Linked DNA regions of Homo sapiens: region 1 is linked to region 2. The links are chromatin contacts, found by Hi-C or POLR2A ChIA-PET in ENCODE. All regions are on one chromosome and are shown on one strand. The core of a region is the stretch at or near the end of the contact, and the rest is flanking DNA. Distances in the headings are between cores, read along the strand shown.

Region 1 (3,885 bases), core at 1,023-3,522, 550 kb after region 2:
AAGTGTAACCCAAAGAGGTAAGTCCTAAGGACTTCTAACGTCTTTCATAGATGAAGAATTTGGACCCTATTTACACTCTAATTGGGAAAGCAAAAAAGGCTTGTTGTTGTTTTTTCTTGAAAAACATTGGCTCCTTCAAGACAAGAGACTGAAACTCTTCAAAATAGTAATTTTGTGCATTTCTCTCACTGGTTTGAGTAACTTTAGTAAAAATTTAAAGTTACACATAATTAACCAAAGTGTGTGAGATAGGAATCAACGTATCAATGTTAATATCCTGATTGTGATATTATACAATGGTTTTGCAAAATGTTACCATGAGGAAGACTTGGCAAAGTGTAAAAGAGACCTCTCTGAATCATTTCTTAACAACTGCATGCCAGCCTACAATTACCTCTATTACAAATTTTAATTTAGAAATGTGATTGAGACAGAAATGGATGCAGGGATTCTGGCACATTTTCATAATAATCTGGCTTCACCCACATTTCCCAGTTATTTCTCCAGTAGTTTCTTGAATGACTCCCTTCCATCTGGAAGAGGATACTCCCAGCTTTTCAAACACACTGAACGAGCTCATTCACACCTGTGGGCTTTCCCCCCTCCTTTGAATTGTTCCCAGCTCCAGCCCACACCGCCCTGACTGGACCAAGCACAATACTGTCACTGAAACAGTTCTTAGCATGTCTAAAAGTCACTTGGCTAGTAGTTCATCCACTCGTCAACAAAATTTATTGAGTAACTGCTATATGTGTGGTATGGCTCTAGGCACTAGGGATAGAGTGAGTTGGAAACAATATTGAAATTAGTTTCTCTTCCCTGGTCTCTGGGAGTATATTCCAATGAGAGAGAGTAGAAGAAAACTAGCAAGAAACAAGGTAAAAAAAAAATCAATTCATGATGAGGGTTATGAAGGAAGTCATAGGTTAGAGGGGATAAAGTGACTTTATCTCAAGTGGTCAGGGGAGGCTTCCTAGGGGAGAGGACATTTGAGTTGTGACCTCAAGTGTAAGGATGCAGACAACATAGAAGATCCTGGGACAAAAAGCATTTCAGGCACAGAGAATAAGAAAGTTACCCTGTAACTGAATATAAATATTTGGTATGACTGTAAAATAATTAAACAGATGCTCATTTTTGTAGACTGTTTGCTCCTTATTTTAGGACCAAGCCTCCCATAGCCTGTTTCCCTCTATGAGAGACTGAGAACACCCTTAGGCTGGTCCAGATTTTACACTTTTCAGAGCAACCCCTTCCCCAACACACACGTGCACACTCTGGCACGGCCACCTGCATGCCAAGGGGTGACTGCAGGCTGATCTTCCAAGTGGCTCTCATCAGTAGCTGTACCCTTAATCCAGGGCTGTGTATAGGGAGATTTACATTTCTTCCTCGCTGTTGGGGCCGTCTGCCTGCTAGCGACGATTCTACACTAACGGCTACATAAATTACTGTCATTAAAGTTGGGTCCTTGGGTCCCCAGAAACCTAACTAGAGGCAAAGGAGGAACCAACTAAGAGAGGTCCAGGTAACAGAGCCCGGAGCGGGACGGTCATTTGTTGCAGGCCCCTGGGGTATGTGCCTGTCTATCGCGCACCGGGTCCCAGCAGCAGTGGTTACCGGCTGAGAAGGGCTGGGTTCCCAGGACGCTGCGGGTACCTCATGCTATCACCATAGCCGGGAATCCAGTTTTCTGGTTCCCCTCGTCTGTATTTGCCTAAGGCGACTTGCCGCCGTTCCTCTGTCCCCTAGGCAGGGAGAAGTCAGCTCTAGGACACCCTGCAAAACGCCTCGAGGGGTTATCTGCCCCTTCCCGGCCGCGTCCTGGCACCGTTTCCCCATCACCCGGAGGACTGAGCGCTGTCTCAGGGCGCCCTCTGTCTCTTCCAGGGGGCAGCCAAGACGACATGCCCTGCGTCTCAGGGACGCGGTACGAGCCCTGGTATTCCCCCCGCCACCTCACACACCCCCATCCGGGAGACCCACGTGCAGCTGGGCCCGGGCTGGCGCCGCACCTCGGGGTCTGCGCGTCTCCCCGGCGCGTTCCGGGCGCAGCCCCACGACACGGACCCCTGGCGGGGCGGCATCCGAGAAGTCGCAGGCGGAGAGGGGGCGTCCTGGAGGCCGGGCGCGGGGACGCTGCGGCCCGCGGCCACACAAAGGAGGCGGCGGGAAGGCGGGGCAAGGCGGGCCGGGGGCGGGGGCGGCAGGAAGGGGCGGGGGCCCGCGCGGCGCCGCCGATAAAGCCCCCGCCGCCGCGGCAGCCAGCTTGCGCTGTGGGGCTGCCCGGGCTGCGCGGCGTCTGCAGGCGCCACCGCTGCCTCTTTCCGGCTGTGACCCTCCTCGCCGCCGCCGCTTGGCTGCGTCCTCCGACTCCCCGCGCCGCCGAGACCAGGCTCCCGCTCCGGTTGCGGCCGCACCGCCCTCCGCGGCCGCCCCCTGGGGATCCAGCGAGCGCGGTGAGTACAGGCTGCGCGGTGAGTCCCGGGCGCGGCCGGCGCTGCCCTCGGCGGGGGACGCTCCCCGGGGCTCCGCGCGCCACCGGCCCTGCTCCCTGACCTTGCGCCCGGCCGGGAAGCTGCGGGGCCAGCGGGACCCTGGGGCGCCGACGTCGGGGAGCAGAGAACTTTCTCAGCCTCCCGCGGGCCGCCTTGGCCGGGGCTGGGTGCTCGCCGGGCATCCCGGTCCCGCCCGCCGGGAGCCCCGAGCGGGACCCGGGCAGGGCAAGGCGGGGCCGCCCCGGGGTGGCGTCCAGTGATACCCGCAGCTGGGAGCACCGGGGCCGGCGTGGCTCCTGCCCGGCCATCCGAGCCGGCCCTGACCCTGAACCTGAGGTTTCCAGCTGCTCGCCGGCAACCCCTACCCCGGACTTAGGCTGCGCGCCGCCGGATGGGGAGAGACTGGCGCACTCTTACTTGTTACCTCTGCCTGGGCAGAGGGAGGTGACGCGCGGTGTGGGGAAAGCCTTTAACTTGGCCTCTGGCAGCCGATTTAACCCGAGCGAGCAGGTCTTTGCTATTTTCATCATCTGTAGAAACGGGAGTTGCGAGGCGGATGAGTGACTGCAGGTAAAATGAAAGTACGGTACTCAGAAATTCTGGAAGGAATTAGGCATTTAATGTGTCCACAAACTGAGCGGGGAAGGAAGGCTTCTATTACATAAGACAGCACTCCACCTTCAGGTATTATGGAAGATGCTGTTGAAGGTTTTAGTGTTTTAATGAACGAAACACATTCTTTGTGTGTGTGTCTCTGGAGAAATCTCGAATGCTGCTGTCTTGCTTTGGCTACTTTGCAGGGGACGTTCTTATATTTAGCATCAGCATAAAAAGGTGTTCGAAGGTGTGACTTCCTCTTTCAAGCCAAGAAGCCGTTTATTTGTCTGAATTGTTGTGGAACAATATATGTGATAATTGTGTACTTTGAAGATTTTATATCAAAACTTGAGCACAGATAACTGGAAGAATTGTCAACATTGCTAATTTGTATATCCTAAACCACACTTCGAAAATTGAAGACAGTTTCAACACTATCTGAAGGTCTAAATCAGTACTTATTTGCTATTTGCAGTATTTCAATAGAAAAATTTTTGGCTATGCAAATGAAGGTACTAACCTGAGTAATCTAAGGTTTCTTTTAACCCCCAAATTTTGATTCTTTGTTAAAATAATGTTTGAAAATATCGTACCATGCAGGGCAATTACTGAAGGTCATGAAAATGTCATCGTATTTTATTCTAAAAACAAAAATGAATCTATGCAGAAAATTTCCGTGTCCCATGAACTTCATATTAGTTTAATTTTAAAAGTACTGTCTCCAAAAAAAGCTAATTTTCACTTCCACACAAGGGTGATTAAATACCAGTCAGAGATTGTTTGAGGTGGT
Region 2 (3,811 bases), core at 214-2,713:
AAAAAAAAAAAAAAACAAGAAAATATGGTATTTGCAGTGGGGCGTTTTAAGCAAGAAGGGGCTTTAAGCACAACACTCATAAGCTTAGTCATCAGGATTAAGTTAATTTAGGGCAAATTCAACCTTACAGTCAACAAATAAGTGTATTTCACTTTATATTGTTTGCTATTTAAAAGTATTAAAATTCCAGCTTCTAAATGTAGATATCCATCCCCCAAACATATGCTTCTTTAAAATAGGAAGAACACAAACTTTAATAAGAACTCACGTATTCCCTTGCAGAGTCAGAAACCCAAACATAACAGCAATTGGGCAAGTAGGTAAATGAGGAAGTACAATTCATAACAAATGGACAGCAAAACCGATAAGTCAAATTAGACATTTTGACTATAAAGCGACCAAACGCCTCTCCTCCAAAACCAAAAGCCAAAACCTTTTCAAATATACAGCAACTGAATCAGACGGTAATTTTGGCTTTAAAAATCTACAATACTCTTGGTAATGGTAGAAATGATTTATCCGGTAGGTTAAAGATAGGTTTCTATCATTCCACTTAACATTATTTACCAAATGCTGCATTTCATTAATGGAGCTGTCAGTTTATTCTGATGGTAATGAAAAACAGGTTTTAACATGAATAAGCCCTGGGTCCACCAGAAAATATCAGTGAATCAAGAGGTCCCGAAGCTTATGCAGTTTAAGGGAACTTCGTAGATTAAATTTCCACCTTCCAGTCCTGAGAGCTGTGGTGTGCACACCCAGTCCGAATACCTTGTTGAGCATACAGGACACTAATTTCCGACACTGCAGCTAACTCCTGCACAAACTCTTCAAGTTGCAGGCTTCTACTCAAGTACCCATCCCTAGTCCACATGCCCTAGAAAAACACAGGAACCAGTTCGGGACGTAGTTACACATCTAGCACCCCACGCTCCTCCTCAAGACTATCCTCCTGCTGTCCCAGCCCAGTGGGGCCCAGCCCACTACCATCCCGCTCCCGCTCTCCGAACTTCCCCCCTCCCACTCCCCACCATGTGACCAGGACCCTCCCAACCGCCGCTCCGAGCTCCACCAATCAGCAACCACCTCCACCCAGAACCCGGGACCTGGCGCTCCACTTTCAAAAAGGCAGCTTAATCCTCCCGCCCTCAGCCACGCCCCCTTTCCGCTTCCCCGCCCCGCCGGCCCCTCCCACTTCCTTCAGTTCCCTGTTCCCCTCCTCCCCTCCGGTGGCGCCCACCCTCTCCCGGGCTTCGCCCCGCCCACCAGGGGGGCAGCGCGCTCGCCCTCTTCTCGCGAGATCTGAGCGTCCCCCGCGGCGGCCGCCGGGCTCCCCCTCCCGTCCTCCCACCTCCCTCCCCCGGCATCTCTCACTCTCCGGCTCTCCTCCCTCCCTCCTCCCCCCTCCACCCTCTGGGCCGGATCTCGTCTCGCTCAGGCGGAGGAGGAGAAGGAGGAGGAGGAGGACGACGTTCGGCCTGCGCAGTGAGATGTTTGTCCGTCGCCGCCGCCGCCGCCATCGCGGAGGAGCGCGATAAAGGGAGCCGAGCCGGACGTGAGGGGGACCCCGCGGAGCCGCCGCGCCAGCGCAGCCCCCCAGCCGCATCGGAGTCGCCAGAGTCCGAGCCGCCGCCGCCGCCGCCGCCGCCCCCGCCGCCGCCGCGGCTGCCCAGGGGCCGGCCAGCTCCCCAGCCCTGCCCGGGGGTCGCGCCGCCGCCGCCCCCAGCGTCGCCCCTAGCCTGCCTGCCCGCCTTAAATGTGACACCGGCGTCGCGGAGCGCGACCTGAAGCCGCCGCCGGGGAGGGGACGAGCACCATGTCGAATCTGAGCAAAGGCACGGGCAGCCGGAAGGACACCAAGATGCGGATCCGGGCCTTTCCGGTGAGTCTCTCCTCGGCGTCCGGGACCCCGGGGCCGGGGGCCGGGCCGAGAGCCGCACGCGAGGCCCGGGCTGAAGTCCCCCAACAGGCCGCAGGCCCGGCCTCCCCTCCCCCACGCCCGCCGGCCGCGGGGCGCGAGCCTTCCCGGCAACCGGGCGGCGCGGGGCCCCGGCGCGGCCGCCCTCCCGGGCCGTTCCCCGCGCCGGGAGCCCGGGCCTGGCGCCGCGCCCCCGTCCGGGAGCTGCTCCTTCAGCCGCTCCGCGGGCGTCGGCTGCGGCCGGGGCCCCTCGGCCGCCCCACGCCTCCCCACGTTGCCGGGGTTGTAGGCCCAGTCTCCGGCGCTGCTAGCAGCCGCGGAGTCCTCCCTGTGTGGGGCGTGTGTGGAACTTTTCACGTGGGGTTTCGCTACACTTTGAAAATTTACCCAGCCTAGCTTTTAGGGTGATGAAGGGGCTGCCCTCTCTCTCTGCCCCCCTCCCCAGGAAGGTCTATGCCATCAACCTGCCCCCGACGCAGTGACAGTGGTTCCACGGAATGCTCCGTGGTCATAAACTAGTAACATTGGGTGTATTTATAGCGTCTTTCATCCTACAAGCTTCCTAAGCACTTTACAAACTCTTGTGCAGGATTGCCTCGCCACTCGGAGGAAGGCCGGGTGGGGGGGAAGCAACAGAGAGCAAACCGGCCAATTGGTTCTCCATTTCTCAGCCTTGGGAGCCCAAAGAATGAGTGTAGTCGCCTTGCGGAGTAGCTTTGTTTCATCGCTTTCAGTGACAGCAAACGTGTTCTGCTCAGAAACTTTTTCTTTTTTGGCATTACGTTGAGTCGTACCCTTGCGATGTTTAGTATATAGGATATAACTTTGGGTGTCAAATCTGGTTCAGCTTCCCCGTGGCAAGCAATTAAAATGTACTGTTAACGAACTGGGCATACTTGCCTATGTCGCTACAATAAAAGGCATACGTCAAGACAGACGAACTAGCAATCGGACAGAAGATTTTAAAAAGTAAAATTAGAGAAAGATCTTGGTCTTCCCTTCTTAGATTCATAAATACTTCATATGATGTACCAGCGAAAGAGGGGGATTTGTTGTCACTTTTTAAAGCATGCTTTTCCTGAAGCGCAGTTGCAGTGAGGAAAGACTTACCTTGATGTGATTGCCCCAGTTGAGTCAAGTGATTTAGTTTCAGAGAACATGAGGACCTCTCTGAATTCCTAAAATTTAAAAGGATACACCTCATGCAGAATTCTGAAATTGTAAGAACATAAATACTAAAGTCAGTGTGCGAAAACCTCTGCTTTGTGTAAATAGGTACGATGGAATTTAGGAGAATAAGTGTTTTGATAATAATTAAAGATTTTTTGAATGTTTCAAACTTTTTTCTAAGTAAACGTGAGAAATGTTGACAAGCGAGTACTAACGAAGCTTACTAGTATGTTTTCCCTTATAATTGGGCAGAGCTGGGTTATGCATTTGTGAGTGATATTAATTTTCCTACTAAATTCTGACCACTTTAGAGTTTAGAATTACTTAGAATTTTATGAAGTTAATAGTTGTATACAACAGATTTTCTTTTTTTTTGAGACAAGAGTTTCGCTCCTGTTGCCCAGGCTGGAGTACAATGGCGTGATCTCAGCTAACCGCAACCTCCGCCTCCTGGGTTAAAAGCCTCCTGAGTAGCTGGGATTACAGGCATGCGCCACCACACCGGGCTAATTTCGTATTTTTAGTAGAGACGAGGTTTCTCCATGTTGGTCAGGCTGGTCTCGAACTCCCGACCTCAGGTGATCACCGACCTCGGCCTCCCAAAGTGCTGGGATTACAGGAGTGAGCCACCGCGCCAGGCCTATATACAACAGATTTTCTAGCAGTGTGTGCAGCCTTACACTACTCAATTCTTGAAGTCTCATGTTCTAAATAAGATTTTTT

What was found. A loop is a pair of places that touch in the nucleus more often than their neighbours do. ChIA-PET counts read pairs that join two places held with the same protein, here RNA polymerase II (POLR2A). Pooled maps may share reads with other maps.
Region 1: a loop to region 2 is called in a pooled map, with 7 times the contacts of the local background. The contact joins the promoter of SERPINE2 here to the promoter of CUL3 in region 2. A Hi-C loop is called at or near these places in 3 of 168 maps with a recorded cell type or tissue (B cell and naive thymus-derived CD4-positive, alpha-beta T cell) and 14 of 50 pooled maps. POLR2A ChIA-PET finds 5 or more read pairs at or near these places in 2 of 52 experiments (H1 and activated CD4-positive, alpha-beta T cell).

Annotation. Positions count from the first base shown.
Region 1 is chr2:224,037,673-224,041,557 of GRCh38, reverse strand. It overlaps SERPINE2 (serpin family E member 2), which reads left to right and starts at 2,272. Exons shown (of 9, transcript NM_001136528.2): 1 at 2,272-2,459. It overlaps LOC124907991 (a long non-coding RNA gene), which reads right to left and starts at 2,156. Exons shown (of 2, transcript XR_007088103.1): 1 at 2,016-2,156. RefSeq lists a silencer at 1,812-2,106.
Region 2 is chr2:224,583,015-224,586,825 of GRCh38, reverse strand. It overlaps CUL3 (cullin 3), which reads left to right and starts at 1,463. Exons shown (of 16, transcript NM_003590.5): 1 at 1,463-1,882. The coding sequence starts at 1,817. RefSeq lists silencers at 990-1,409, 1,740-1,999.